Regions from separate parts of the Homo sapiens genome. Here region 2 is linked to region 1. Evidence: chromatin loops called from intact Hi-C (ENCODE). Cell type or tissue: CD4-positive, alpha-beta T cell. All regions are shown on one strand. Each heading gives the region's core, and the rest is flanking DNA. Links, peaks and the distances in the headings are about the cores only. Region 1 overlaps NVL (nuclear VCP like). Region 2 has its middle 13 kb from the start of DEGS1.

What was found. Peaks named below come from ENCODE experiments on the same cell type or tissue, not always from the same donor. Only the 100,000 strongest peaks of a DNase experiment are listed, where the experiment ranks them.
Region 2: it touches region 1 in a loop (7-fold over the local background); 13 of 110 quality-filtered maps call a loop at or near these places.

Annotation. Positions count from the first base shown.
Region 1 is chr1:224,239,636-224,250,519 of GRCh38, reverse strand. It overlaps NVL (nuclear VCP like), which reads left to right. Exons shown (of 23, transcript NM_002533.4): 19 at 202-308. Among named protein-coding and RNA genes, the nearest start is that of MIR320B2, 12 kb to the left of the region's middle. RefSeq lists an enhancer at 4,817-4,866. In CD4-positive, alpha-beta T cell, for the core only: no CTCF peak of the experiment used is centred there; a DNase peak (open chromatin) is centred at 5,089; H3K27ac peaks cover 1,697 bases.
Region 2 is chr1:224,164,365-224,176,608 of GRCh38, reverse strand. It overlaps the pseudogene LOC724084. Among named protein-coding and RNA genes, the nearest start is that of DEGS1, 13 kb to the left of the region's middle. RefSeq lists enhancers at 5,549-6,518, 6,519-7,488. In CD4-positive, alpha-beta T cell, for the core only: CTCF peaks have their summits at 5,548 and 5,748 (motif pointing left); DNase peaks (open chromatin) are centred at 5,748 and 7,438.

The DNA.
Region 1 (10,884 bases), core at 842-8,841:
GATAGCATGCATCTATAGTCTTAGCTACTCAGGAGGCTGAGGTGGGAGAATCATCTGAGCCTGGGAGGTCGAGGCTGCAGTGAGCTGAGATCATGCCACTGCACTCCAGCCTGGGAGATGGAACAAGACCCTCTCTCAAAAAAATAAAAAAATAAAAATAAAAGGTTTTATTTAAGACTTTTTTTCTCCCTTCTTCTCTAGATATAATTGACCCTGCAATCCTGCGCCCGGGCCGCCTGGACAAAACACTGTTTGTGGGTTTACCGCCCCCTGCAGATCGCCTTGCCATCTTAAAAACTATCACAAAAGTGAGTAAAGGAAATGGTATATTTTTGTATATGTTTCTCTTGTTTTAAATAGAGACAGTTATAAGAGGTAGTAATTTTCGTTGACTGATTACTTTCTTTTCTGTAGCTGTGTTTGCCCAGCCTATATCTCCCAAAGGGAAGGTGAACTGATCTTCGATTATTACTTTAAAATAATTTACATCAGATCATATTTGAAATGGAGTAGAAACTTTTGGAGAAACTGGCACTTTGGGAGGGCGAGGTGAACCCAGGAGTTTGGTACCAGCCTGGGCAATATACTGAGACTCTGTCTCTACAAAAGATAGAAAAAATTAGCCAGATATGGTGGCACCCACCTGTGGGACCATGTACTCAGAAGGCTTAGGTGGAAGGATTGCTTGAGCCCAGGAGGTCAAGGCTGCAGGGAGCTGTGATCACACCACTGTACTCCAGCCTGGGCAACAGAGCAAGACCCTATCCTTTTTTTTGAGGCAGAGTCTTGCTCTGTCACCCAGGCTGGAGTGCAGTGGCATGATCTTGGCTCACTGCAAGCTCTGCCTCCCAGGTTCACGCCATTCTCCTGCCTCAGCCTCCCGAGTAGCTGGGACTACAGGTGCTCGCCACCACGTCCGGCTAATTTTTTGTGTTTTTTAGTAGAGACGGGGTTTTACCGTGTTAGCCAGGATGGTCTCGATCTCCTGACCTCGTGATCCACCCGCCTCGGCCTCCCAAAGTGCTGGGATTACAGGCGTGAGCCACCGCACCAGACCCCGCAAGACCCTATATTTAAAAATAAATAAATAAGTGGGCCAAACACGTTGGCTCACACCTGTCATCCCAGCACTTTGGGAAGCCAAGGCAGGTGGATTGCTTTGACCTCAGGAGTTCAAGATCAGCCTGGGAAACATGGGGAAACCCCATCTCTACAAAAAATACAAAAATTAGCTGGACTTCAATGGCTCATGCCTGGCTGAGGCTGGAGAATCCCTTGAGCCCAAGAAGTGGAGGTTGCAGTCAGCCAAGATCGTGCTACTGCACTCAAGCCTGGGTAACAGACCAAGACCCTCTCTCAAAAAAAAAAATTGAATGACTTCTGTCATCCCACTTCTCACTACCTGGAACTAGTTTTTCTGCCCTTCACACATCACATTTTGAGGTCTGTAGAAGTGCTTTGTTTCTACATTTCTATAGCCTTGGGATGGGAGAGGGAGCTAAGCTGGTGGTGTTAATCCTTCTGGGGATGAAATCACTTGTACCTGGACCCGCTCTCTCCATCCAGTTGGAGATACCTCCCCCCATGGGAGCTGTCCCACTCCCATGGGATTGTACCCAGTTCTGTCCAGCTCCCTGGAAAGTGGCATACCTTGGCAGTTCTTCCTGAATCTGCTGAAATCCCTTGATTGTGTGTGTCTAACTTTTTCTAGAGCTATCTTCTCCTCAGGCTGCTTGTCTCCAGCTTGGAATATTAATAGACATCACAAGATTTTGTTAACTTACCTTCTTTCTTCAATACTCCTTCCCAGGAATGGACGCCTAATTATCAGCCACTTTCAAATTTTCTCTTCGCACCCACTTTTCAACATTTGCAGCATGAAGGTTTACCCCTTTCTTTGGTTGCTACTGGTAAATTGTTTAACTTTTTTTAGTATTCTTTTGATGCTGACAAAGGAAGATTCTGTGATCCTGCCTCACTGGGCCATCGTTACTTAAAACTGCCTTTAGCAATGTTCCTAAAAATCACCCCGAGGAGGGAGAACAGGGCAGATGAGAACAGAAGAATGATCATCTTTGTAGGGTAGAAAGATTCTATTGATGCACAGTATGGAAAATAGCTTGGAAGCCAGTAAAGTAAAAGTTATGAAATTAAGCATGTTAGAACTAAGGCAATATGACTGAGAAACATCAATGAAAAAGAAAAAATAACGAACTAAGGCATTATCACGGGAATAACAAAGAAGATATAGACATGAGAACTGTTTAAAGGTTTTAATTAGTAGGACATTGGATTAACTGTAGAGTTGGGAGTTAAAGGAAAAGGTAGATGAATTTGCAGCTTGTGCAGCTGGTGGCATCTACCAGGATTAGAGGTCTGGGAGATGAGCTCTCTGAGTTTCAGGTGCCTGGGCACTATCAAGTGGAAAAGTTGAGCAGGATGTTGGGTCTGTGGTTGGGAGTTCAGGAGAGTCCTCTGGCTGGGCTATAGTTTTGTCTGTCTTCAGGACATAGCTGGTGGTCAAAGCCATGAAAACATGTTGCTTTAGTTTAGTAGTTCTCAACCTAAGGCAATTTTCCCACCACCCCACCTCACGTCCCCAGGGAACATTTGGCAATGTCTAGGGACATTTACCACTACGCAGAGGAGTGATCATGCTGCTAAATATTCCACAGTGCACAGGACAGCCAACAACAAAGAATTATCCAAGGCCAGGCATGGTGGCTCAGGCCTGTAATCCCAGCACTTTGGGAGGCTGAGACAGGAGGATCACTTGAGACTAGGAGTTGGAGACCAGCCTGGGCAACAGAGTGAGACCCTGTCTCTACAAGAAAACAAATTTTTTTTTTTTGAGACAGAGTGTCACTCTGTTGCCCAGGCTGGAGTGCAGTGGTGCCACCTCGGTTCACTGCAACCTCCACCTCCCGCATTCAGGTGATTCTCCTGCCTCAACCTCCTGAGTAGCTGGGATTACAGGCGTGCACCACCAAGCCCAGCTAATTTTTGTATTTTTAGTAGAGACGGGGTTTCACCACGTTGGCCAGGCTGGTCTCGAACTCCTGACCTCGTGATCCACCTGCCTCAAGTCTCCCAAAGTGCTGGGATTACAAACGTGAGCCACTGCGCCTGGCCAAGAAAATTTTTTAATTAGTTGGGCATAGTGGCATGCACCCGTAGTCCCAGCTACTTGGTAGGCTGAGGTGGGAGGATGGCTTAACCCCAAGAAGTCGAGGCTGCAGTGTGCCATGGTCACGTCACTGCACTCCAGCCTGAGCAACAGAGCTGAGACCCTGTCTCAAAGGAAAAAAAAGTATTATCCGACTCAAAATGTCAGTAATGCCAAAGTTAAGAAACCCTGCTTTGGTTGCATATACTTATTTCTTTGCATCAAACAAGCTTGATGATGACTGCATCATAGCATCTTCTCTCCCTTTCGTTGGCTCTGTTTTTTTTTTTTTTTTTTTGACACAGTATGTCAAAAAAAGAGACCCTGTTTGTTGCCCAGGCTGAAGTGCAGTAGCGTGATCTCAGCTCACTGCAACCTCCACCTCCTGGGTTCAAGCATATCTCCTACTTCAGCCTCCCCACGCAGCTGGGGCCACAGGTGCGTGCCACCACACTCTGCTAATTTTTTTTTTGTATTTTTAGTAGAGACGGGGTTTTACCATGTTAGCCAGGCTGGTCTCAAACTCCTGACTTCAAGTGATCCGCCCACCACGGCCTCCCAAAGTGCTGGGATTACAGGCGTGAGCCACCATGCCCGGCCTTCTTGGCTCTGTCATTAGGAACTATGGTCTTGAGATTTTGTTTGCTTTGGTCAATGTATGTGGATGTGTATGTATATACAAATAAGCACACACATATAATCCAATTTTGTTTCTATGAATTTCCTGTAGTCATGGTGACATAATGATAATGCTTTCACACTTGTCCTTGGGATTTCATGAACTAAAGAGAAAAGTTGGATTGGTATTTATTTCTAGACATGCCAGACATGAGGCATGTGGTATTCAGAGCTTTATAGATTTGGAACCAGAGAATGATTGGCTCATTCTTCCTGCTGTGTTTCATTCAATGTATGGTACTCACACCAGAACAACTTTATACTTCATTCATCTAGAATTTCAGTGCTATTTGCCAAAATCATTAGGCCTCAGACCAAAGGGTGAATATTTAAAGTACCCCACTTCGGCCAGGCACAGTGGTTCATGCCTATAATCCCAGCACTTTGGGAGGCCGAGGCAGGTGGATCACTTGAGGTCAGGAGTTCAAGACCAGCCTGGCCAACATGGCAAAACACTGTCTCTACAAAAATACAAAGATTAGCTGGGTGTGATGGTGTGCTCCTGTAATCCCAGCTACTCAGGAGGCTAAAGCAGGAGAATTAGCTTGAACCCGGGAGGCAGAGGTTGTGGTGAGCCGAGATCGTGCTATTGCACTCCAACCTGGGCAACAAGAGCAAAACTCTGTCTCCAAAAAAAAAAAAGTCATCTGGCATAAATGGGGTGGGTAACAGAGAGGAGCCCTGCAGCTTCCAAGCACAAAGTTGTGAATATGGAAGAAGAAAAAAATCAAAAAAGACATTTCAATAGAGGTCAACTTTGGCCGGGCATGGTGGCTCACACCTGTAATCCCAGCACTTTGGGAGGCCAAGGTGGACGGATCCCACCTCCCGAGTAGCTGGGATTACAGGCACGTGCTACCACGCCCGGCTAATTTTTGTATTTTTAGAGAAATGAGGTTTCACCATGTTGGCCAGGCTGGTCTGGAACTCCTGACCTGGTGATCCACCCACCTCGGCCTCTCAAAGTGCTGGGATTACAGGTGTGAGCCACCATGCTGGGCCAAAAGCAACTTTTGTAGATTGTGGTTTAGACTGCTGCATAGTCAGTCCTCAGCCTCTGTCTGTGCCAACGGCAGAAGGGCTTTTGTTAGTTTATTCTCTTTGACTTGAGAGTGCATTTTTGCTCCAATTCTGACTGTGTCCTATTCTAAGACTTGGAACCTCATTGGGCAGAGCTGCCCAGGAGGAGCAGGACCCACATGCAGCCTCCCTGTGCCCTGTCTGCCTGCGTTGGCCTGGTGCCCTCTCAAGAGAGCTGTTAGCAGTGCAATTTCACATCCTTATCTTACCTCATCCTTCAGAGGTCATGAATGTTTTTGTTTAAAAAGCTTTGTTGATGGCTAAAGCAGGGCAGATTGAGAGGAAGAGGAAGCACAATATCTAATTTCAGAGGGGAGAAGTCACAAGGCAGACTTCCTGCCCATGTATGTTCTTTGTAAGTCAACAGAAAGTGAGGAAAATTGGCATTTTTAATGTTTACCCTTTTTATTTCAGTTTGCTGGCTTTTGACTTTAATTCCTCAGATTGTTTTATATACAATTTTCTCTTTCTCCTATTAACATCTGAAATATTATAAGGAGATTAGAATAAAGATCTTTAGTCCTGTTCTTAAAAGTCTGAAATATTTTGTAGGTCAAAGCAACTTCTTCATATCTTTTGGGATCTAAGTTTTGTAAAAGAAGAGCGAGTGGGCCAGGTACAGTGGCTCACACCTGTAATCCCAGCACTTTGGGAGGCCAAGGCGGGCGGATCACGAGGTCAGGAGTTCGAGACCAGCCTGGCCAATATGGTGAAACCCCATCTCTACTAAAAATATAAAAATTAGCTGGGCGTGGTGGTGCGTGCCTGTAGTCCCGGCTACTCAGGAGGCTGAGGCAAAAGAATCACTTGAACCCAAGAGGCAGGGATTGCAGTGAGCCGAGATTACGCCACTGCACTCCAGCCTGGGCAACAGAGTGAGACTCCATCTCAAAAAAAAAAAATGGAGACCAGCCTGACCAACATGGCGAAACCCCATCTCTACTAAAAATACAAAAATTAGCCGGGCGTGGTGGCATGCGCCTGTAGTCCTAGCTAGTCAGGAGGCTGAGGCAAAAGAATCACTTGAAGCAGAGAGGTGGAGGTTGCAGTGAGCCGAGATCACGCCACTGCACTCCAGCCTGGGCAACAGAGGGAGACTCCACCTCAAATAAAAAAGAGCGAGCCATATACTACTTTTTTATATTTTTTATTTGGTATTTCTAGTGATGATGTGGTGATAAGAGGTCTATCACTAAAAGCTGCCTGAGAAGTAGAAATTTTTTTTTTTGAGACGGAGTTTTGCTCTTGTCGCCCAGGCTGGAGTACAATGGTGCGATCTCAGCTCACTGCAACCTCTGCCTCCTGGGTTCAAGTGATTCTCCTGCCTCAGCCTCCCAAATAGCTGAGATTACAGGTGTCTGCCACCATGCCCAGCTAATTTTGTATTTTTAGTAGAGACAGGGTTTTTCCATGTTGGCCAGGCTGGTCTCGAACTCCCGACCTCATGTGATCCGCCCTCCTTGGCCTCCCAAAGTGCTGGGATTATAGGCATGAGCCACCACGCCCGGCCCCCAGATTTTTTTTTCATAACTTCTACTTCCTTTTAAGTGTCATTAAAATATCTCAGAAAACCAGAAACATTATTTGATATCTGCCAAATACTTTCAGATAAAATACAGTCTTTAAAAGAGTGACAAGGCCGGGTGTGGTGGCTCACGCCTGTAATCCAGCACTTTGGGAGACTGAGACAGGCGAATCACAAGGTCAGGAGTTCGAGACCTACTTGGCCAAAATGGCAAAATCCCGTCTCTACTAAAAATACAAAAATTAGCTGGGTGTGGTGGCCGGTGCCTGTAATCCCAGCTACTTGGGAGACTAAGGCAGGAGAATCTCTTGAACCCGGGAGGTGGAGGTTGCAGTGAGCCGAGATTGTACCACTGCATTCCAGCCTGAGTGACAGATCGAGACCTCATCTCAAAAAAAAAAAAAAAAGTATGACTTAAGAATACCTGATATAATAATAGCTAACATTTATTAAGCCCTTACTCTGTTCCATGTAGTATTTTCATTTTACATTTATACACATGCTTAAACCTTGAAACTCCCTTTGAAGTGTATGTCTTACAAAATATTTAAATATTTTCCTTTTACTGATGAGCAAACTTTTTACAAACTTTTTTGTTGTTGTTGTTGTTGAGACAAGGTCTTGCTCTGTCACCCAGGCTGGAGGGCAGTGGTGCGGTCTTGGCTCGCTGCAGCCTCAACCTCCCAGGCTCAAGTGATCCTCCCGCCTCTGCTCCCTGAGTAGCTGGGACTACAGGAACGTGCCACCAGGCCTAGCTAATTTTTTTTTTTTTTTGTAGAAACAGGGTTTCACCATGTTGCCCAGGCTGGTTTTGAACTCCTGAGCTCAAGCGATGTACCCACCTCAGCCTCCCAAGGTAGAGGGTTACAAGACTGAGCCACTACACCCGGCCCTTTCATTAATTTTTCACAGTCGACTGTGTGAATAAAAATTGCTTCATGCAGAAGCTGGATTTTAAAATAAAAAATAAATAAATAAATAAAATTACTGGCCAGGTACGGTGGCTCACACCTGTAATCCCAGCACTTTAGGAGGCCAAGGCGGACAGATCACCTGAATGAGGTGATCTCATTCAAAAGTAGCTGGGTGCGGTGGCACACACCTGTAAATTCCAGCTACTCGGGAGGCTGAGGCAGGAGAATCGCTTGAACCCAGAGGCAGAGGTTGCAGTGAGCCAAGATCGCGCCGTTGCACTCCAGCCTGGGCAACAGGACGAAACTCTGTCTCAAAAAAAAAAAAAAAAACAAGCATTAATGATTCTAAACTCTGATGTGTAGTTAAGAATAGATTTAAGAATAAATTTGGTTGGGCATGGTGACTCACACCTGTAATCCCAGCACTTTGGGAGGCCGAGGCAGGTGAATCACCTGAGGTCAGGAGTTTGAGACCAGCTTGACCAATATGGTGAAAGCCCATCTCTGCTGAAAATACCAAAATTGGCCAGGCATGGTGGCGTGCACCTGTAGTCCCAGCTACTCGGAAGGCTGAGGCAGGAGAATCGCTTGAACCTAGTGAAGTGAGATCACGCCACTGCACAGCCTGGGCATAGAGTGAGACTCCGTCTCAAAAAAAAAAAAAAAAAAGAATAGATTTGTATGACCAAATGAAAATATTTGTTAAAATAAAAGTAGTAGCACATCTTGAATTACTTTTTGAACCTGAGTATTTCATAACATATAATGTTTAATACGAATTATAGGAAAATATCAGTGTAAATGAGCCATAACTTTTTTCAGATTTTAGTAAAATACTATAGATACATAACATAAAATTTACCATTTTAGCCATTTTTAAGTATATATTTCTGTGGCATTAAGTACATTCACATTGTTGTGCAACCATCACCACTACTCATCTCCAGAACTTTTGCATCTTCCCAAACTGAAACTCTGTCCCCATTAAACACAAACTGCCCATTCCTTCTTCCCTACCCCTGGCAACCACCATTCTACTTTCTGTCTCTATGCTTTGCCTATTCTAGGTACCTCATACAAGTAGAATCATACAATATTTGTGGGATATAACTTTTTTTTTTTTTGAGACGGAGTTTTGGTCTTGATGTCCAGGCTAGAGTGCAATGGCGTGGTCTTGGCTCACTGCAACCTCTGCCTCCCAGGTTCAAGTGATTCTCCTGCCTGAGCCTCCTAAGTAGCTGGGATTACAGGTGCCTGCCACCACACCTGTTTTTCTTTTTCTTTTTATTTTTTTTTTTTTGAGACGAGGTCTCACTCTTGTTCCCTAGGCTGGAGTGCAGTGGTTTGATCTCAGCTCACTGCAACCTCCTCTTCCCGGGTTCAAGCGATTCTCCTGCCTCAGTGTCCCAAGTAGCTGGGATTACAGGCAACTGCCACCACACCTGGCTAAGTTTTGTATTTTTAGTAGAGATGGTGTTTCACCATATTGGCCAGGCTAGTCTCAAACTCCTGACCTCAGGTGATCCACCCGCCTCGGCCTCCCAAAGTGCTGAGATTACAGGCATGAGCCACCACGCCTGGCCTATAATTTCCTTAAGAGACTATTTTCCTTCTTTTTCTAATAATTCCTTTAGCTTAGCTTTCTATAGTTACCAACCTATTTGAGATTTCCATTAGGGCCTTTATTAAAAAATAATATAATATTATCGTAATAGAGATAATGTCATAAAGAAAAACCAAATTAATTTAAGCTTCTAAATACTTCTAAATATCCTAGTACCATTTCAATAAATGATTTTCCAAAATCCTCATATTTTGTTTTATAAGCTCTTTATTATGCCATTTAAAATTTTTCTCTTTGCTCTCACTTGAGAATAAATAGAATTCATTTTAGTTCTTACTATAAGTCAGAAACATAACCACATTTCAATTAAAGAATAGTTAGATTTCAGTGATCCAAAGATTCCTTAGCCCTTATTTCTACTAATTAGAAAGTAATGTTGCTAATGAAACTTTTGGAGGTATCCTAGGTAGAGCACACCTCATGCCCTCAAAAAAAGGAGAGTTTGGCTGAGCGTGGTAGCTTGTGCCTGTAATCCCAGCACTTTGGGAGGCCAAGGTGGGTGGATCACCAGGTCAGGAGTTTGAGACCAGCCTGGCCAACATGGTGAAACCCATCTCTACTAAACATACAAAAAATTAGCCGGGTATGGTGGTGTACATCTGTAATCCCAGCTACTTGGGAAGCTGAGGCAGGAGAATCTCTTGAACCCGGGAGGCGGAGCTTGCAGTGAGCCGAGATCATGCCATCACACTCCAGCCTGGGCCACAGGGCGAGACTCTGTCTCAAAAAAAAAAAAAAAAAAAAAAAAAGGACAGTTTGTTACTTTCTTTCAAGTGAGGGTACTTGAAATTATTTCTTTTTCTAAAGGTTTAATCTTCTAAGAATTAGGAAACTTCTGAGAGTATCTAAACATATAACAGTGAATTCGTTTTGTGAAGTTCATACCCCACCTCATTTATTTATTGTGTTCCTTTATATACTGAGCTTTCTTTCACAAAAGATTTTTCTTAAACAAAGGATATGCTAAGAATAGGAAGCTGACAATTGCTCCCATTATGCAAATGTGAGGAAAATTCCTCCTCTGCTGGGCGCTGTGGCTCACGCCTGTAATCCCAGCACTTTGGGAGGCGGAGGCGGGCAGATCACAAGGTCAGGAGTTTGAGACCAGCCTGACCAACATGGTGAAACCCCGTCTCTACTAAAATACAAAAACTACCCAGCGTTGGCTGGGCACGGTGGCTCACGCCTGTAATCCTAGCACTTTGGGAGGCCAAGGTGGGTGGATCACCTGAGGTCAGAAGTTCAAGACCAGCCTGGACAACATGGTGAAACCCCATCTCTACTAAAAATACAAAAAATTAGCCAGGCGTGGTGGCGGGCAACTGTAATCCCAGCTACTTGGGGGGCTGAGGCAGGAGAATCGCTTGAACCTGAGGGGCGGAGGTTGCAGTGAGCTGAGATCGCACCACTGCACTCCAGCCTGGGCCTGTGACAGTGAGACTCCGTCTCAAAAAAAAAAAAAAAAAAAAAATTACCCAGCGTGGTAGCGCATGCCTGTAATCCCAGCTACTCGGGGCTGAGGCAGGAGAATCGCTTGAACCTGGGAGGCGTAAGTTGCAGTGAGCCGAGATTGCGTCACTGCACTCCAGCCTGGTGACACAGCGAGACAGAAAAAAGAAAAATTCCTCCTCTGGGTCCTCACAAAGAGAACACTAAGATGCGATGCACAATGTCTTTAACGGTATTTCTGACACAAACACAATAAGCCTCTTGGGACTGAGGCTTGTCATTTTCTTAATATAAACTGAGGGTATTACACAAAGCCAGTTCATTAAATACAATTTGATGAAGGTCCAAGAAATGCACTCTGAGGATGCACAGGACCTTGTGGAGGTCCAGCTTAACCCAAGGGTAGAATTTAGATATTGAGAAGTATAAAAGAATTGTCTTCTTATGA
Region 2 (12,244 bases), core at 2,097-10,096, 75 kb after region 1:
CAGGCTGGTCTTAAACTCCTGACCTGAAGTGATCTGCCTGTCTTGGCCTCCCAAAGTGCTAGGAATACAGACATGAGCCACCGTGCCCAGCCAATGTTTTGTATTTTTATACACCAGCAACAGCCAGTTAAGAAATGTAATAGGCCAGGCATGGTGGTTCACGCCTGTAATCCCAGCACTTTGGGGGGCTGAGGCGGGTGGATCACGAGGTCAGGACATTGAGACCATCCTGGCTAACACGGTGAAACCCCGTCTCTACTAAAAATACAAAAAATTAGCTGGGCGTGGTGGCGGGCGCCTGTAGTCCCAGCTACTCCGGAGGCTGAGGCAGGAGAATGGCGTGAACCCGGGAAGCGGAACTTGCAGTGAGCCCAGATCACACCACTGCACTCCAGCCCGGGCGACAGAGCAAGACTCCGTCTCAAAAGAGAAAGAAATGTAATCGGGGGGCATGGTGGCTTTACAAAAAATTAGCTGGGTGTAGTGTCGGGTGCCTGTAATCCCAGCTACTTGGGAGGCTGAGGCAGGAGAATCGCTTGAACTCGGGAGGCAAAGGTTGCAGTGCGCTGAGAAAGCGCCATTGCACTGCAGCCTGAGCAGCAAGAGTGAGACTCCATCTCAAAAAAAGAAAAAAAAGAAATGTAATCAAAGAGATACTTACCTAGCTGGGGAGATACCATGATCAAGAAATGTAACCAGAGGCGTAGTGGCCTCCCCTAAGGCTGAGGCGGCGGCGGGCGCGCGAGGCTGTTGTGCTCCCGGCTCTCCTGTTTCCCCTCCTGAGCGGGTGGAGGAGGCCCAAGCGATGCTGGGCGCGCTCCCCCTTCCTTTCCCTCCGGCGTCCTCTCCCGGCCCTCTCGCGCTGCACTGTCTCTCCGACGCAAGATTCTCCTGGCCCGGATATGGCTCGTGGACAGCAGAAAATTCAGTCTCAGCAGAATAATGCCAAAAAGCAAGCTGGACAAAAGAAGAAACAAGGACATGACCAAAAGGCTGCTGCCAAAGCTGCCTTAATATATACCTGCACTGTCTGTAGGACACGAATGCCAGACCCTAAGACCTTCAAGCAGCACTTTGAGAGCAAGCATCCTAAGACTTCACTTCCTCCAGAATTAGCTGATGTTCAGGCATAAGGTTGTTTACAGGTGAATTCACGACACCTTTGACTCTTCTACTGTCTCAGACCTTAGGTAACATACCTGCAGCTGCTTTTCTAACAAACTGTTGATCAGCAAAAATAAAGGGGCTACAGAAACACTCATTTTTTATGCTGTTCCCTTTTGGGCTTCATGCAAAGACAATTCTGTGTAAATGTACAGTTGACTCTGATTTGGAAATATGAAAATCAGTCCATCCTTGTTATAAAAAAATTTTTTACAATTGTAATTATATTGATGTTCATATTGTGTAAAATAACTCATTTAATAAAATAGTACTTTGATTTACGAAAAAAAAAAAAAAAGAAATGTAACCAAAGAGAAAGATAGCATTTCTGATAACATAAAAAGTATGCAGGCTGGACATGGTGGCTCCCACCTGTAGTCCCAGCACTTTGGAAGGCTGAGGCAGACAGATCACTTGAGCCCAGGAGTTCAAGCCCAGCCTGGGCAACATGGCAAAATTCTCTCTCCACATGGAAACTGACCAACATGGAGAAACCCCAGATTTACTAAAAATGACCAACATGGAGAAACCCCAGATCTACTAAAAATACAAAATTAGCCGGGCATGGTAGCACATGCCTGTAATCCCAGCTGCTCTGGAGGCTGAGGCGGGAGAATCACTTGAACGCAGGAGGCGGAGGTTGCAGTGAGCCAAGATTGTGCCATTGCACTGTAGCCTGGGCAACAAGAGTGAAACTCTGTCTCAAAAATAAATAAATAAATAAGTAAAAATATAAATATAAATATAAAAAATAAATAAAGGCTGCTACTTTCCTAAAAATACTAGGTCTCTGATCAACTGGTGATGGGAATGGGATTAGAACTGCTGCAGGACCACTGGGGAGGGAGAGACAGGAAGAAAGAAGAAAACTGAGAGATTATCAACATTATTTATTGCTCATAAAATGTGTAGAAGCCAGGTGTGGTGGCTCATGCCTGTAATCCTGACACTTTGGGAGGCCAACGTGAGCTGATCACTTGAGGGCAGGGGTTCAAAACCAGCCTGGCCAACATGGCTAAACCCCATCTCTACTAAAAATACAAAAAATTAGTCGGGTGTGGTGGCACGCATCTGTAATCCCAGCTACTTGGGAGGCTGAGGCACAAGAATCTCTTGAACCCAGGATGTGGAGGTTGCAGTGAGCCAAGCTCATGCCTCTGCACTCCAGCCTGGGCGACAGAGTGAGACTCTGTCAAAGAAAAAAAAAAAAAAAAAAAGAAAGAAAGAAAGGGAAAGGGTGGGAGAAGAGGGCCCGGTGCGGTGGCTCACACCTGTAATCCCAGCACTTTGGGAGGCGGAGACAGGTGGATCACCTGAGGTCAGGTGTTCAAGACCAGCCTGGCCAACATGGTGAAACTTCGTCTCTACTAAAAAATACAAAAATTAGTTGGTCATGGTGGCAGGCTCCTGTAATCCCAGCTACTTGGGAGGCTGAGGCCGGAGGATTGCTTGGACCCAGGAGACAGAGGTTGCGGTGAGCCGAGATCACGCTACTGTACTCCAGCCTGGGTGAAGGAGTGAGACTCTGTCAAAAAAAAAAAAGAAAAGAAAAGAAAGAGAATGTGTAGAGCCTGAACCTGAAAATAAACTATTTCTTCTTCTGGCAAATGTTTAGAGGAGCAGATACAATTTAGCTACGCTTGCTAAAAAAGATTCTCCACAGTGAATATTCAAAGGGACATGTACCAACAGTCCTGAAAGAGGCTATACATCATGCCCCTCAGGCTAGGGAGGTACAAGTGTTCTCATAAGTTTTGTTTGTTTTTGTTTTTACAAGCTCACAGCTAAAATCGTGTTCTCATAGTTTTTGAATGCACTTCAAATGCACTATAATTTTTTTCTTTTTTTTGAGACGGAATCTCACTCTACGTCCAGGCTGGAGTGCAGTAGCGTGATCTTGGCTCACTGCAACCTCTGCCTCCCTGGTTCAAGTGATTCTCCTGCCTCAGCCTCCCAAGTAGCTGGGATTACAGGCATGTGCCACCACACTCGGCTAATTTTTGTATTTTTAGTAGAGATGGGGTTTCGCCATGTTGGCCAGGCTGGTCTTGAACTCCTGGCCTCAAGTGATCCACCCACCTCTGCCTCCCAAAGTGCTAGGATTACAGGCATGAGACACTGCACCCCACCCACATTAATATTTTTGAATAGGTTGTGACTATAATAGGAGCTTCTCTCCATGGCTGGTCAGCCTATTATTTGACAAATATGTTAAATTCTGCACAATGAACTATTTTTTTTGATACAGAGTTTCTGCTCTTGTTGGCCAGGCTGGAGAGCAGTGGCTCACTGCAACCTCTGCCTCCCAGGTTCAAGCAATTCTCTGGCCTCAGCCTCCCGAGTAGCTGGGATTACAGGCACATGCCACCACGCCTGGCTAATTTTTGTATTTTTAGTAGAGACGGGTTTTCACCACGTTGGCCAGGCTGTCTCAAATTCCTGACCTCGGGTGATCCGCCCGCCTCAGCCTCCCAAAGTGCTGGGATTACAGGCATGAGCCACCGTGCCTGGCCCAGAACTCTGTTAACCATCTTTACAGCAAACTGCAGATTTAAATGGTAGTTCCTTAAAAGCCCAAACTTTGAGGTCCAAAATATTTGGGAATTCCAGTATATTCAGGCATCATTCCCTTTTCCAAACCTGCCCTTGCAATCATATTCATCTATGTGGCATGCCCAGATTAGGGAATCCACTAATTTTATGATTTTATCCTTTGCTAATTAAGCTGAGATTTGTCCTCTTGGCAAATCTGTTAAAGCCAATGAATAGTCAGAACTCTCGGGAGTTATGTCAGCGTAGAAAAATTGATGAATTATCCCCATTCCCATCCCGACCTGTGGTCAATGGCTTTCATAGCTTTCTTTTTCCCTCCCTTCTTCCCTCTCTACTTTCCTCCTTCCTTCATTCCTCCTTTTCCTTCCTTCCTTCCCTCCCTCCCTCCTTCCTTCCTTACTTCTTCCTTCCCTCCTTCCTTCCTTCCGTCCTCCTTCCCACCTTTCTTCCTTCCTTCCTTCTTTTTTTTCTTTCCTTCCTTCCTTTCTTTCTTATTCTTTCTTTTCTTTCTCTCTCTTTTCTCTCTCTCTCTCTTTCTCTCTCTCACTTTCTTTCTCTCTGTCTCTCTCTCCTAAGCAGTCATTTTCTTCAAATTATATTTTTAAGTCAAAGAATTACCCCTCCTACGCTCCATGAAAACCTGATGAAAAGGGGATTGTTATGATCAAACTATAAAAGTTAGAGACAGAAAGAATAATAGAGATTAACAGGGGTTGGGGAAAAGGGGAGTGGGGAGCCAGTCTTTAATGAGTATACAGTTTCTGTTTGGGATGATGAAAAATTTCTGTGAATGGATAGTGGTGATGATTGAACAACTTTGTGAATATACTTAATGCTGCTGAATTGTACGTGTAAAAGTGGTTAAAATGGTAAATTTTGTTATGTGTATCTACCATGATAAAAAATGAACAGAGCCTCAGAGAAATTTGGGACATCATTGAGCTCATCAAAATACAGCTGATGGGAATACCAGAGGAGAGGAGAGAAAAGGGCAAAAAAAAAAAAAACAAAGGAAAAATATATCTAAAATGATCTAAATCTGATGGAAACATTAATCTACACATCCAAGAGATGCAGTGAACCCAAGTAGAGGCCGGGTGCGGTGGCTCACGCCTGTAATCCCAGCACTTTGGGAGGCTGAGGTGGGCGGATCACGAGGTCAGGAGATCAAGACCATCCTGGCTAACACGGTGAAACCCCGTCTCTACTAAAAATATAAAAAATTAGCCAGGTGTGTTGGTGGGCGCCTGTAGTCCCAGCTACTCAGGAGGCTGAGGCAGGAGAATGACGTGAACCTGGGAGGCAGAGGTTGCAGTGAGCTGAGATTGTGCCACTGCACTCCAGCCTGGGCGACAGAGCGTGACTCCATCTCAAAAAAAAAAAAAAAAAAAAAAAAAGAACCCCAGTAGAATGAACACAAGACAGAGATCCACACCCACATGCATTATAATAAAATTCTGAAAGCCAAAGAGAAAATCTTGAAACAGCAAGAGAAGAATGACTCATCACCGAAAAGGAGACCCTGATATGATGAACAGGTGACTCCTCATGAGAAACAGTGGAGGCCAGAAGGCAGTGGGATGGCGTATTCAAAGTGCTGAAAGAAAAAACTTATCAACCAAGGATCTGTGTCTAGCAAAACTATCTGTCAAAAATGAGGGCAAGGGGTCTGAGTGTGGTGCCTCATGCCTGTAATCCCAGCACTTTGGGAGGCTGAGGAGGGCGGATCATGAGGTCAGGAGTTTGAGACCAGCCTGACCAACATGGTGAAACCCTGTCTTTAAAAAAAATACAAAAATTTGCCAGGCGCAGTGGTGCGCACCCATAGTCCCGGCTACTCAGGAGACTGAGGCAAGAGACTCACTTGAACTTGGGAGGCGGAGGTTGCAGTGAGCCAAGATTGCGCCATTGCACTCCAGCCTGGGCATCAAGAGTGAAACTCCGTCTCAAAAAAAAAAAAAAAAAAAGAGAAAAGAATTTCTTTAGAGAGAGTTGGTAGCAGGTTGTGCTGCCCATCCTTGCTGCACACCCTCTGGTGGCAGAAGGAACTGTTGCTTTGTTAATTACAGCCAAGTGAAGAGTTTCTCAGAACCATTCCTCCAACTTGACTTTTGTGTTTGGAGAGACACAGGGACTGGTACCTGACTTGGACTTGAGCATGCCTAAAGGTGAGGGGAAATCAGAAGCTGTCCGTGGTCACTGAGTATGGACAGAGGGTCTCTGCTGATAGTAGCTTTTCTGCCAGGTTGATCAGGTATAGGTGGACCAGATGTGTAACCGTTTGACAAGGGCTAGATTTGGTTGCTGTCTATGGCCTCATAGGTCATGCATCCTAATGCTTCTTTTTGAAAGAACATTTACCACCAGATACCTAGGGCTAAGGAGGGGTTCCTATGAGTCAGCTGTATGGTAACTTGGAAGAAAAATTCATGGTGAAGGTAACCCGTGAGGAGATTATTTAAAAACCAATGGAGGGCTGACAGCAGTGGCTTATGCCTGTAATTCCAGCACTTTGGGAGGCTAAGACAGGAAGATCGCTTGTGGCCAGGAGTTTGAGGCCAGCCTGGGCAATGTAGCAAGACTCTGCATCTATCAAAAATAAAAATAATTAGCCAGGCATGGTAGTCCCAGCTACTCAGTAAGCTGAGGCAGGAGGATCACTTGAGCTCAGGAGTTCAAGACTGTAGTGAGTGATAGGGCAAGACCTTATCTCTTAAAAAAAGAAAAAGAAAGCAACAACAACAGTGGAAAATGCCTTGGGGAAAACAGCCCCAAAGTGTGATCTCTGCCTCAACCAAGAGACACACATGACAGATTCCAACCATACCAGTAATGCAGATTTTTTTTCTTTATTCTGTCTCTCCTCCCCACTGAGTTAGACAGCAGAGAGTCTTGCAGGAGGGGGAGGAGGAAAAGCAAAGAGAATAAATGGAAGACATCCTCCTTCCTGCCCTTCTCCACTGAAAAGGAGAAGCCCAACTCAAAGCTTCTCCGAAGTCCAACTCAGGCCTGACTTACAGAAAGAAGAAAGAAGCGGGAGGGCACAGTGGCTCATGCCTGTAATCCCAGAATTTTGGGAGGCCAAGGCAGGCAGATCACCTGAGGTCAGCAGTTCAAGACCAGCCTGTCCAACATGGCGAAACCCCGTCTCTACTAAAAATGCAAAAATTAGCTGGGCTTGGTGGCAGGCACCTGTAATCCCAGCTACTTGGGAGGCTGAGGCAGGAAAATCGCTTGAACCCGGGAGGTGGAGGCTGCAGTGAGCCAAGATCGCACCACTGCACTCCAGCCTGTGCGACAGAGCAAGACTCCGTCTCAAAAAAAGAGAAAAAAAAGAGGAAAGAAGCTTTAATCAATTGAGACAATAAAGTCTTTCTTCGGATCGGGCTGGATTTTTTAATAACTGGATAAAGGTGATTAATTTGTTAGTGACCAGGAGAGTCTACAAGGCTCTGGGATCTGCCTGAGATTCCTTCTGGGATCAGGGCAGAACAATGCAACAGGACAGTCTAAAAGAGCAGTTACTGAGAAGAAATGAATCTGCTTCCATTTGCACCCTTCCAAGTCTAGCTCATGCAAAAGCAGTTGTACTCAGATGACTATTTTACTCACCAGCAGCCACAGCTTATGAAAAAGGAAATTGACAAAGGAAGAGGGTGAAGGGGCATAGGCAAGAAGAAAAGTCTTGAACTAGTGAGCACTGAAATCAAAACCGCAGGCTTATGGTTAGAGAAATTTCCCCCATTTCATGTATGAGGAAGCGAATACTTCCAGAATGTGAGTGACGTGTCTTAGATCACACAGCTTAGAGTGCAGCAGAGGCTAAAAAGGGACAAAGGTTGTCTGGTTCCAAATCCCAAATAGAAGATGGACTCGATCCAGAGGTGACTCATGGTGGGGAAGGCAGGGGTCCAGGATCCAGGAAAACACCATGAACTGATAGAGCAGTTCTGCAGGATGAAGTAGCTTTTTCTATCTGTGTGAAGCCAACAATATGAATGAGTGGAGAAAAGAGCGCATAGCTTTCATTCTTCCAGAGTCTGAGTTTTGCAGGGGATTGACTGGGATTGAGAATACATTTGCAAGATATTTTGTTTTTCTTCCCAGGCTTTTGGTTTTTAAGAAAACAGTCTGGCCAGGCACAGTAGCTCACGCCTATAATCCCAGCACTTTGGGAGGCCAAAGCGGATGGATCACAAGGTCAAGAGTTCGAAACCAGCCTGGCCAACATGGTGAAAACCCGTCTCTACTAAGAATACAAAAATTAGGCTGGGCGTGGTGGCTCACCCCTGTAATCCCAGCACTTTGGGAGGCTGAGGTGGGTGGATCACCTGAGGTCGGGAGTTTGAGACCAACCTGAGCAACATGGAGAAACCTCATCTCTACTAAAAATACAAAATTAGCCAGGTATGGTGGCGCATGCCTGTAATCCCAGCTACTCGGGAGGCTGAGGTGGGAGAATCGCTTGAACTCGGGAGGTAGAGGTTGCAGTGAGCCCAGATCGTGCCATTGCACTCCCGCCTGGGTGACAGAGACTCCGTCTCAAAAAAAAAAAAAAAAAATTCTGGAGCCTGGGAAGTCCAAGATCAAGGCACTGGCATATTCAGTATCTGGTGAGGGGCTGCTTCCTTGTTCGTGGATGGCCGTCTTCTGGCTATAACCTCACATGGCAGAAGAGGTGAAGGAGTTTTCTGAGGTCCCTTTTATTTAATTAATTAATTAATTAATTAATTTTTTTGAGATGGAGTCTCGCTCTGTCACCCAGGCTGGAGTGCAATGGTATGATCTCAGCTCACTGCAACCTCTGCTTCCTGGGTTCAAGAAATTCTCCTGCCTCAGCCTCCCAAGTAACTGGGACTACAGGTGCACCCCACCATGCCTGGCTAATTTTTGTATTTTTAGTAGAGATGGGGTTTCACATGTTGGCCAGGGTGGTCTCAAACTGCTGACCTCAGGTGACCCGCCTGCTTCGGCTTCCCAAAGTGCTGGGATTACAGGCGTGAGCCACCGCACCCAGCCTGGTGTCTCTTTTAAAAGAACACTAACCCCATTCATGAAGACTTCACCCTCATGAACATAATCACCTCCCCAAAGCCCAACCTCCTAGTCTCCTCCCCTTGAGGATTAGGCTTCAAGGCATACATTTTGCGGGGACACAAACTTTCAGTCTATAGCAGCTGGTTTAATTGTTGAATACACTTCCATGGTTTAAAAATAGAAAAACATGGCCGGGCGCGGTGGCTCACACCTGTAATCCCAGCACTTTGGGAGGCCGAGGCAGGCGGATCACGTGGTCAGGAGATCGCGACCATCCTGGCTAACATGGTAAAACCGTGTCTCTACTAAAAATACAAAAAATTAGCCGGGTGTAGCGGCGGGCGCCTGTAGTCCCAGCTACTCGGGAGGCTGAGGCAGGAGAATGGCGTGAACCCCGAGGGGCGGAGCTTGCAGTGAGCCGAGATCGCGCCACTGCACTCCAGCCTGGGCGACAGCGCGAGACTCCGTCTCAAAAAAAAAATAGAAAAACATACAGGTGTCTAGTGATAAGCTCCTCCCAGCTCCTGTTCCTGTTGTTATGTTGTCAAACCCCAAAATATAACCACTGTTATTGATTCCCTGTGCATTTTTCTAGAATTTTTTTTTCTTTTCTTTTCTTTCTTTTTTTTTGACATGGAATCTCACTCTTTCTCCCAGCCTGGAGTGCAGTGGTGTAATCTCAGCTCACTGCAACCTCTGACTCCCAGATTCAAGTGATCCTCCTGCCTCAGCCTCCTGAGTATCTGGGACTACAGGCACAGACCACCATGCCTGCCTAATTTTTGTATTTTTAGTAGAGGTGGGATTTCGCCATGTTGGCCAGGCTGGTCTCAAACTCCTGACCTCAAGTGATCTGCCCCCCTCAGCCTCCCAAAGTGCTGGGATTACAGGCATGATCCACCGTGCCCGGCCTAGAGTTTCTTTATGCATATGCATGCCACTACTTAGCAGTACAGTCATGAACTGCTTAAAGATGGGGATGTGCTCTCAGAAATGCATCAAGTGATTTTGTTGTATGAATATAATAGAGTTTACTTACACAAACCTAGATGGTTTAGCCTACTATATACACCTAGGCTATATGGTACAGCCTATTGATGCTAGACTACAAAACTGTATGGCATGTTACTGTTCTGAATACTGTAGGCACTTGTAGCACAGTGGTATTTGTGTATCTAAACACATAAACATAGAAAAGAAGCAGTAAAAATATGGTAGTATAATCTTATGGGACTGTCATAAAATATGCTGCTGCTTGTTGACTGAAATGTGGTTATTCAGCATGACTCTATATTATTTCCCTCTTTATTTTTCACAAAAGTTAGTATACTGTAATATTGTTCTGTATTTTGTTATTTCCCTTAGCAGTCTTGGAAATACATATATATTTTTTTCTTTTAGAGACAGAGTCTCACTCTGTCTCCCAGGCTGGGGTGCAGTGGCACAATCTCAGCTCACTGCAACCTCCACCTCCTGGGTTCAAGTGATTCTCCTGCCTCAGCCTCCTGAGTAGCTGAGATTACAGACACACGCCACCATGCCTGGCTACTTTTTGGATTTTTTAGTAGAGACAGGGTTTCACCACACTGGCCAGGCTGGCCTCAAACTCCTGACCTCAGGTGACCCACCCACCTCGGTCTCCCAGAGTGCTGGGATTACAGGCATGAGCCACCACGCTGGCCTTTTTTTTTTTTTTTTCATTTTGAGACGTAGTCTCGCTCTGTCTCCCAGGCTGGAGTGCAGTGGCATGATCTCAGCTCACTGCAACCTTTGCCTCCCGGGTTCAAGCGATTCTCCTGCCTCAGCCTCCCGAGTAGCTGGAATTACAGGTACCTACCACCATGCCCAGCTACTTTTAGTATTTTTAGTAGAGATGGGGTTTCACCATGTTGGCCAGGCTGGTCTTGAACTCCTGACCTCAAGTGATCTGCCCACCTTGGCCTCCCAAAGTGCTGGGATTACAGGCATGGGCCACCATGCCCGGCCAGAAATATTTCTTAGCATATAGATAATTTTCTTATTTTTACTGGTGCCTAGTATTCTATTGTAAGGATATATCCCAATTTATGAACCCTGTCTCCTATTGATGGATATTTTATTATTATTTTTTGAGACAGGGTCTTACTGTCACTCAGGCTGAGTGCAGTGGCAGCTCGCTGCAGCCTTGACCTCCTGGGCTCAAGCGATCCTCCTTTCTCAGCCTCCCAAGTAGTTGGGACTACAGGTGTATGCCACCAAGCCTGGCTAATTTTTTTTTTTTTAATTTTTAAATTTAAAATTTTTGTTTTTGGTAGAGACGAAGTCTTGGTATGTTGCCCAGGCTGGTCGTGAACTCCTAGATGCAAGCGATCCTCCCACCCTGGCCTCCCAAAGTGTATTTTTAAAAATAATTTCTTTATTCTCAAATGATAGTGACTGGATTGATACTGGTGGGAATTGTAATATAAATTTCCTGGCCGGGCACGGTGGCTCAAGCCTGTAATCCCAGCACTTTGGGAGGCAGAGGCGGGCGGAACACGAGGTCAGGAGATCAAGACCATCCTGGCTAACGTGGTGAAACCCCATCTCTACTAAAAATACAAAAAATTAGCCAGGCGAGGTGGTGGGCGCCTGTAGTCCCAGCTACTCGGGAGGCTGAGGCAGGAGAATGGCGTGAACCTGGGAGGCGGAGCTTGCAGTGAGCTGAAATCGCGCCACTGCACTCCAGCCTGGGCGACAGAGGGAGACTCCGTCTCAAAAAAAAAAAAAAAAAAAAAAAGACACCAAAGGCGATGAAACTGTTTTCTGTTTGGGATGGCTGATGGTCATGACCTCTACTGGTTTCAAGAACTGTCCCTGACCAATACTAACTTTTGTATTTTCTTCCTGCTTTCTCCTCCCTTTTACTCTCCTTCCTCTCTTCTCTCTCTCCATTTTCTTTGTTATTGCTAAATATAGGGAGCTAAGGGTTGTTTAGCATTTAGATTCAAAATGACAAATGTGCCTTACAGTGGCATTTCTCAAATTTTAATGTGCAAACTAATCACCAGGTGATCTTGTTAAAATGCAGATTTGATTCTGGAATGGGGCCTGAGATTCTACATTTCACAGAAGCTCCTAGGTGATTGAGGCTGTTGATCCATGGGCTACACTGTAACAGGCAGTGTCCTCTTACAGTAGAGTTACAGAAACTGTTTATCTAAAGAGCACTTTCTTGTAAGCTTGCTCCAACTCTCCAAAGAAAGAACAAGCAGTTTAGCCCTCTCTTCTTTACCCCACCCCAGCTAATTCTCTTTGGCTTGGCCTTGCGGAGGGAAGCATGTTCCCCTTGTCTTATCACAGGAAAGTATATCTTAGGTGTTGTATTCTGGAGTCAGTTTTGCTATTTACATTGCTGCATCACAGATTCCTAACAAATCAGTTAATTTGAATTTGACTTTTGTACAATCCAAAGGACAAGAGGAAAAAAAGAGTTTAAAAACACAAAAGCTGAGAAAGTTGAAAGCTATTT